Regions from separate parts of the Homo sapiens genome. Here region 2 is linked to region 1. A link is a contact called in ENCODE Hi-C or POLR2A ChIA-PET data. All regions are on one chromosome and are shown on one strand. Each heading gives the region's core, a stretch centred on a gene start or an enhancer-like site at or near the end of the contact. The rest is flanking DNA. Distances are from core to core; before and after follow the strand shown. Region 1 overlaps KCNQ1 (potassium voltage-gated channel subfamily Q member 1). Region 2 overlaps KCNQ1 (potassium voltage-gated channel subfamily Q member 1).

Evidence for each region. A loop is a pair of places that touch in the nucleus more often than their neighbours do. ChIA-PET counts read pairs that join two places held with the same protein, here RNA polymerase II (POLR2A). Pooled maps may share reads with other maps.
Region 2: a loop to region 1 is called in a map of ascending aorta, with 2.0 times the contacts of the local background. The contact joins two enhancer-like sites. A Hi-C loop is called at or near these places in 5 of 168 maps with a recorded cell type or tissue (aorta, ascending aorta, endothelial cell of hepatic sinusoid and 2 more) and 4 of 50 pooled maps. POLR2A ChIA-PET finds 5 or more read pairs at or near these places in 3 of 52 experiments (AG04450, Panc1 and common myeloid progenitor, CD34-positive).

Annotation. Positions count from the first base shown.
Region 1 is chr11:2,790,422-2,794,096 of GRCh38, forward strand. All of the region lies in intron 15 of KCNQ1 (potassium voltage-gated channel subfamily Q member 1), which reads left to right. LOC124902614 (a long non-coding RNA gene) reads right to left here. Exons shown (of 3, transcript XR_007062554.1): 3 at 3,674-3,675. Among named protein-coding and RNA genes, the nearest start is that of KCNQ1-AS1, 69 kb to the right of the region's middle. Within about 2 kb of position 1,555, at least 10 of the 41 ENCODE cell types and tissues checked have a DNase peak (open chromatin) inside an H3K27ac peak, as active enhancers do; they include ascending aorta and heart right ventricle, where a contact is called at or near this core.
Region 2 is chr11:2,824,436-2,828,110 of GRCh38, forward strand. All of the region lies in intron 15 of KCNQ1 (potassium voltage-gated channel subfamily Q member 1), which reads left to right. Among named protein-coding and RNA genes, the nearest start is that of KCNQ1-AS1, 35 kb to the right of the region's middle. RefSeq lists an enhancer at 3,130-3,675. Within about 2 kb of position 2,001, at least 27 of the 41 ENCODE cell types and tissues checked have a DNase peak (open chromatin) inside an H3K27ac peak, as active enhancers do; they include ascending aorta and heart right ventricle, where a contact is called at or near this core.

The sequences.
Region 1 (3,675 bases), core at 305-2,804:
GACCCTGAACCCCATAGGAGGGGCTCATCACTCAGGGTCCTCATCCAGGTGTGGCCCATCCACACCCAGCATCCAGCTGTGCACACAGGGCCACACACAGACCCCTTTCCCATCCCCCCTTCCCATCCCACACAGGGCAAAAGCCTGACCTCCTCTCACGCCTTTGGAGCCAGTGGCTGGGGTGCAAGCTCTGCCCCCTACACGCGATGGCTGTGAGACTCGGCGAGTCACGTGGGCTCTCAGCGCCTCAGCCTCCTGGCCCCCAGTGGAGGGGACAGGCACCATTATGCCGATCGCTCGCGTGCAAAGGCCCTGTGGCGTGGGCAGTGTCACAAGCTCCTGGCCCAGGAGGCCTGCTTGGCTGATGGCAGAGCTCAGAGGGTGTGAGCATGAGGATGGCATCAGGGGTCTCTCTGCAAGTTCAAGTTCCGCCTCAACCCTACTACGTGGCCCTGGCCAGGCCTCCTGAATCCAGGTCTTGCTTTCCCCAGCTATCCAGCGGCTTCCTGCTTCTCTTACCCTCAGCAATCCCCCAAGAACTGTTCTTTTCCCCACACTAGCGTCTCTCTTTCTTGGGGTGTTTCTCTCTTAGCCTGCCTGTGGGGGACAGTTGCCACCCTCAAGCCTCTCCTGAATGACTCTATTTATAGGCCTCCAATATTGGCCAGAGAGGAAATTTAAGTCTTTTTAAAAATTCAGCTCAAGTGTGTGTCAACTTCTGTGAGTGCAACTGCTTCAGAGAGAGGCTGGGATAGGACAGCAGGCGGCAGGGGCGTGTCAGGTGCCCGAGCAGGACGGTGGCCGGAGCCCGCAGCGGCCGAGCCCTCACTGGGCACCGTGTGCGGATCTATAATCGACAGCATCAATTGCGGGAGTCCGGCTGGGCTGGCCGCCTGCAGGGGCCAGGGCGTGAGGGCGGTGCGGAGCCTTGTCTGTGCGGCAAACCCTGCCTGGCTGCCCTGGCCAACCTCAGAAAAACATGTATTTTGGTCAAAATGGGCCCCTTTTCAAACTTGTCACCCCGTGGGTCAGGGCACAGCCTGCCCCCAGCCGGTTCTGCATATTAAGCAGTGGCTTGGTCACCATCAAAAATAGATGTCCCGACCCGAGCCTCCCCTCCCTCCCGGGGAGGGGACCTGGCCGTGCCGGCTGGGCTGGGAAACCGCGGGCGGGGAAGGAAGGACGGGGCGAACCGGCGGCACAGGCCCAGCACGTCCCGGGCCCTCCCCGTCAGGTGTGGACCCCGAGGTTGTGCGGGGGCTTGGCGGCAGCTGCGGGTGGGGGTGGGGGGCCCGGGCCTCCCGGGCTCGGGTTCTGGCCCCAGGTCAGAGGTGGCGCTGGCGGCAGGTGGATGCCCAGGTCCTCGCCGCGCCGCTCCGGGCGGTGGGACCGGCTTCCTGCCCTGGCTCCGAGCCCGCAGGTGGGGGCTTCCGCCTCACTTTGGACGGTGGCGTCCACAAAATGGCTGACGCGGCGCACGGCCGTCCCTGCACGGAGCCGGTGTTTACTTTGCCGCGCGAACAGCCTTTCGTTGCCCGGGTTCCGAGTGCTCCAGAGGCAGATGGAAATTTTTGTGGATTAAACACGGGGCCGAGGCGCGCTGGGCTGTTTGGGTTGGCAACCTGAGCCCTCCCCACCCCGTTCCGCGTCCGCTGCTTCCCGCCCTGGTCCGGCGCTTCCATTCATGCCTTCCCGGGTCCCTCCGCCACCCCTGCAGGCCCGGCGTCCCCTCCCGCACTCCCGCGGCCTCCAGGGGGTGGCCCTGCAGGCCCAGAGCAGCGTGGGCCTGAACCCCTCTCCACGTGTGGAAGACGCTGCAGCAATAGGAAGGGGCTGCTCCTTTGAGGGCCCTTCTCAAACCTGGAGCCCCTCTGGCCGCCAGATCTTTGTCTGTGAAACAGCAGCCAGTGTGTGGACCAGGCAGGAGTGGATGGGGTGTGTGCCCACAAGTCCAGCACCCAGAAAACCCCCAGCACACGGTCCCTTTTACAGTGGCCTCTGCTCTCAGGAAGGTGGAAAGCGCCAGGTGGATAGGAGGGACGGGGCCGTGACCCCTCCCTCTGCCCAAGAGAAACTCTCTCCCTCAGGTCAGACCCAGGCCTTTCAAGAAGAGGTTGCAGGGTGTGCGGGCTGCCAGGAAAAGGTCTGTGCGGGTGAGGGAGCGCATCCTATGGATATCTAGAGGAAGAGCGTTCTGGGCGGAGGGCACAGCGGTTGTGGGGTGCGGGCTGAGGCAGTGCCTGGACCACCTTGGCAACAGCAGGAGGCACTGGCCAGAGCCACGGACAAGGGGGAGCCTGGGGGCGCAGACCACCCTGTGAGGCCTCAATTAGAGGAGATGGGGGCTTGGGGCCCCGGAGGGCTGAGATCCAGCTCATGGCTTTGGCAGCATTGTTCTTGCACGTTCAGGATTAGCCGAGTAAGGTGAGCCTGACAGCGGGGCCAGCACGCAGCCCCCTGCCCCTCGCCCCCTCCCTGCCCCCAGTCCCCCACATAGGTGTCAAAGTGCACAGCACCCCCTCTCTTCCCCGCCCCCCGGGAGCCGCAGGTCAGGCACACAAGAGCCATCTGTGTGGGCGGCAAGGTGGCTGCCTGTCTGCTGCCCGCAAAGGGATGCTTGTCCAGCAGGGTGAACACCCCGTCAGGGCAGGAGCTGCTGAGGAGATGCTGATGCCTGGGTGACTCATGCTACCTGGCCACCCATCCTCGCTGGGCTACAAATGGGTTCAGCCTCATGGGCATCAGGCAGGGCCCGCCTGGGTGCACCCGACAAACACAAGGGCTCTTGTTCTAAGGCTCTGTGATAGCCCCTCTTACTGAGAGGGACCATATCCAATAACGGGTGGAAATTGCACTAGCAGGGTCATGTGAGGGCTCCGAGCTTTCTCCAGAACCCAGGAATATCCTCAAAACTGAGGCTGGGCACAGTGGCTCACACCTGTAATCCCAGCTCTTTAGGAGGCCAAGACGGGGGGATGGCTTGAGGCCAGGAGTTCACGACCACCCTGGGCAACATAGCGAGACCCTGTCTCTATGAAAATAAAAATAAAAAATTAGCCAAGCGTGATGGTGTGTGCCTGTGGTCCCGGCTGCTCAGCAGGCTGAGTTAGAAGAATCGCTTGAGCCCAGGAGTTCAAGGCTGCAGTGAGCCATGATCACACCACTGCACTCTAGCCTGGGCAACACAGTGAGATCCTATCTCTAAAAATAAAAGTAAGAAGTATTTTTTTTTTAACTGAGGCCCTTCTGGAGGGATGGAGGGACCAGAAGTCACAAGGAGCAGAAAGGAAAAAAGCAAAGGAATCCTTCTGAAGCACTGTGGGCATTTATTCATTCACCTTGTGCCACTGCCTGGGGCTGCAGTGTGAGTAGGGTGGGCTGGCCCCTGCTCCTTAGAATGTACAGCCCCATGGCTGGGCAGGGGGACGCACATAGTGACCCGTAATTACATATCTGTCTGTGTGAAGGAGAAAGTACTCGGTTTTCCCAGTCAGTGGAGTCAGGAGCCCAGAGCCAACCAGGAGTGAGTGAGGAGGAGGAGGGTGACACAGGGTGGAAGAGTGTCCAGTGTGTGCAGCCTTGCAAAGGCCCTAGGGCACGAGGGCACATCCTCCTGAGGCCATGAGAGCAGGTGAGGCAGAGCTGGTGAGCGAGGGATGGCCCGGCCGGGCCAAG
Region 2 (3,675 bases), core at 751-3,250, 34 kb after region 1:
ACGATTCATCCAGACAGGAGCAGGGAGGAGGACACGCAGGGCCTGAAAGGTTCTGAGGTGTCCACGTGGAGGTGTTTGCCCGGCAGTTTAGGCTGCAAGGCTCAGCAGGGAGATTGGAGCTGAAAACAGAGGCTGCAACATGGAGGTGGTACCTGAAGAAGGGGTGTGGATGAGGTTGCCTGGCAAGAGATTGCAGGGAGAGGAGAGAGTGAGAATGGGGCCACTCAAGGGGTGAACAGGGCCTTGCAGTACAGGAAGCAGCTGGGGGTGGCGGGAAGAAGACAGTCAGGAGCTTGGGCATCCTAGAGGCCCCCGGGACAGCTTTGAGGAAGGAACGTCCCCTGGGTTCCACACCACAGAGCCATAGAATTCTGTACTTGGCCTGTCTCAGTGCCGTGCCGCATCCATCCTGCCCCTGGCACCGGAGGGTACACTGATCAGGGACACGAGTTCCCCTGCCGGGCACAGAGCAGGTTCCCAGTGAGTTCTGGGGCCTCAGTGACTGGGCAAGGACAGGGGCGTTTGGACAGGGGAGGCCGGGTGTGGATGGAAGCTGTACGATGGGGCCTGGGCCAGGGATTGTGGGCCAGCTCCGAGCTCAGACATTGGTCTGCACATGTGGCTGGTGCAGGAGGCGCAGTGTGCTGGGCCTCAGCCTGGACACGGCTGTCCCATGCGCAGAGACAGGGTCACGGTGGAAAGAGAGTCCAGAGAACATGGGAGGTGCCGTTTCCCTGCGGCGGGACTGGGGCTGGGGCCCGGCTTCCCCGACCCTGCTGTCGGGCGTGTGCCTTCATAGCCCAGGAAGCCAGTTCCTGGCAGGGTGGGCTCTGCAGCCAGGCCGCCAGGGTGCAGACCCAGACCAATGGGAGGCCAAGGGAGGCCCGCAGCCCAGACCTTCCGAGCCCTCAGCCTGCTCAGCTCAGTGTCCTTCCAGGGAAATGGGCGTTTCCTGTGGGAAGGTGCCAGGGGCCCCGGGTGCTGGAAGAGCAAGCACCACGCGGGGGGGTAGGGGCGCCCCAGCCCTCTACTGGCCAGTGTCCCTCCAGTCGTCCAGCCCTTGCTGCCAGGGGCCCCGCCCATGTGCCTGGAATCACACCCTGGACGCTTCCTTCTTTGGGTTAGATGTCGTCGTCTTCAACAAATATTTTCTGAATGTCTGCTATGTACTAGACTCTGGGAACACAGGGGAAAGTATGTGGACCTGCCCATGAGGAAGTCAGTACAGTGGGGCCATGAACAATAAACAGACAATTAATTATCCTTCGCGGAGCTGCGCGGGGGCAGCTCTCCCAAAGCAGTCAGTCATTCACACTTCAGTATGAATGAGTCTCCGGGTACTTTGCTCAGTAACGGACTGGACCAGCGCGGCCTCCACGCCAGGGACTGGGGCAAGGGTGGAGTTTGGAGTAAAGAGAGAGGCAGGGCAACCCCTTTCCACAGACACTTTACCACCTCCCCACATTGACAAGCTGGCTCCCCAGGGCCACCCGGAGCCCCTTCCTCAGATCCTGTCCCCATTGGCATGGTCTCAGCCCCTCCTGCCCCAGTACCCTCTCCCCGAGGCCTCGTCCTCCCCGCCATCCTGGAAACGATTTTGTTGTCTGCAGAGATTATGTGTAACTGCCTGTGAGTTATAAGCCTCCACAGCAAGCAGCCTGTTACCTAACCAGGCCTGGCTCATGCCAATGTCTTGAGTAATTATTGGGGGGCGGGGGCTGTCCAGCCCGCAGCAGAACCTCTCCGAGGGAGTGCTATTGTTTTTCATGTCAGCTGCATTTTAAGGCTACATTTCACGTCAGCTGTGACTTGGAAGGAAAGAGGGCCCGGCCTTTGAAAAATGAAGAAATTGAGCCGGGGTTGGGGGCGGGGAGGGCAGGTTAACCCTTCGGGCTCCAGTATTCCCCAGCTTCCCAGGGTCTCCTGGCAGTAACCAGGCCAGCTGGGGGTCAGAACCCGCGGCCAGGCCCAGCAGCCGCCTCTTGGCAGCGCTGATGGAAACCGCCGTGCGGTTCCGCGCAGACAGTCACGGAAACTCAGGCAGACCCGGCGTTGGGTGCGCCAGGCCGGTGTGGGAGCACTTTCCCCCGCCCCCTCCTGCTGCTGCTTCCCCGAAGGCCTCCCCAGCAGACCTGCAGCTGGGCACCCACAGGGTAGAAATGCCCTGGATTGGCTGTGGCACAAGAGGGCTGGCCCAGCACACCCAGCCCACCACTGTGCTCCCAGAGGGAGAACAGAGAGGGGTGCAGAGGGCCAGAGAGGCACGGGGCTCCCCTGGGCACCCCTCGTCTTGGGGCCCCTGCCCTGCCTCCACTCAGAATCCCACTATGTGCTTGGAGCCATGCTGGGTGCTGGGGAGACACACTAACCACTTCCCCATATGCTCACAGCCAGAGAGACACACAGGCCAGCAGCCTGTAAACCACTGGGTGTGGGGTGTCTGGTCCTGGAGTGACAAGGACAGGGAGGAAGAAAGCCAGGCAGGTGGCCCATGAGCCGTGGAGTAGGTGGGGAAGGGGACATCTCCAAGGAGGTGACATCGGAGCAGTCCTCTAAGGAGTTTGGAGTCATTTTCAGTCACTCACAAGCCACAGGAGGGCTTCAGCCTGAAGCTCAGAGGTGATGTGCTTAGATGTCACAGAGCCGGGAGGGGAACAGGCTGGGCTGCAGAGAGGAGGCCAGGCACAGTCACCTCGTGTTGCTGTCCCCCAGGTAGGAGATAAGGGACCAGAGTCAGGGCAGGTGGGAGAAGGGGAGGTTCTTGGTTCAGCTGCTGCTGAGACAGTGACCCTGGGGACAGCCCAAATAAGAGAGAACTTTGCCACCCGCAGGGTCCCAGAGTAGCAGAAGCTTCAGGGCTGATGTGTGCCTGGTGAATCAGCCTGGCCCCAGACCTCCTCTCTCTGCTTGCTTTCCTGTCCACAATCCAGTGCTTCTGTCCTATGGTCCCCAGCGGCTGCTCCTGCATTCACCATCACATCTGCATTCCAGCAGCAGGAGGGAGGTAAAAGACATGAAGGACAGGCCCCACTCCTGTAAAACCCTACACAGAAGCGGCCCACGTCATCCCCCTTTCTGTCCACCCGCCGGAATGTGACGCACGCCTGAGTCGCTGCAAGGGCCCCTGGGGACGGAGTCTCTATTCCAGGCAGGCAAACACTCAGCTTAATTCAGGGTTCTGTTGATTAAAAAAAAAAAGTGGGGTCGGGGGGGCGGGGGAGAGCGGCTATGGAGACAAGTGGCTGTTTTGCCAGAGGGAAAATTCCACATGTGGCTTGGAGGCCAGACCAGAAGGACTCAGATAGGAGTTGGGCGCTTGAGGGAGGAAATGGGGGTACACTTCAGCGGCTCAGGCCAGGGTGTAAGTAGCAGGTATGTGGTGGTACTGTTTTCCGGAATGAAGAGGAAGGGGCGGGCAGAAGGCAGCGAGAGCTTTGTTTGGGGTGTGTCGAATTCAAGATGCCTCTGAGACATGGAAGTGGTGAGGTCAGGGGCCGGGAACCCTATGGTGGTGTTGGCCCTGAGTCCAAGCCAGGCACCACCGGGCACATAGAGGTCTTGAAAGCTCGAATGTGGGGAGGCCAGCAACAGAGGGAACACTACCTGCAAAGGGGCGAGGGCAGGACAAAGGCTGGCAGCACCACACAGGAGCCAGCAGGGAAGGGGCCACAGCCG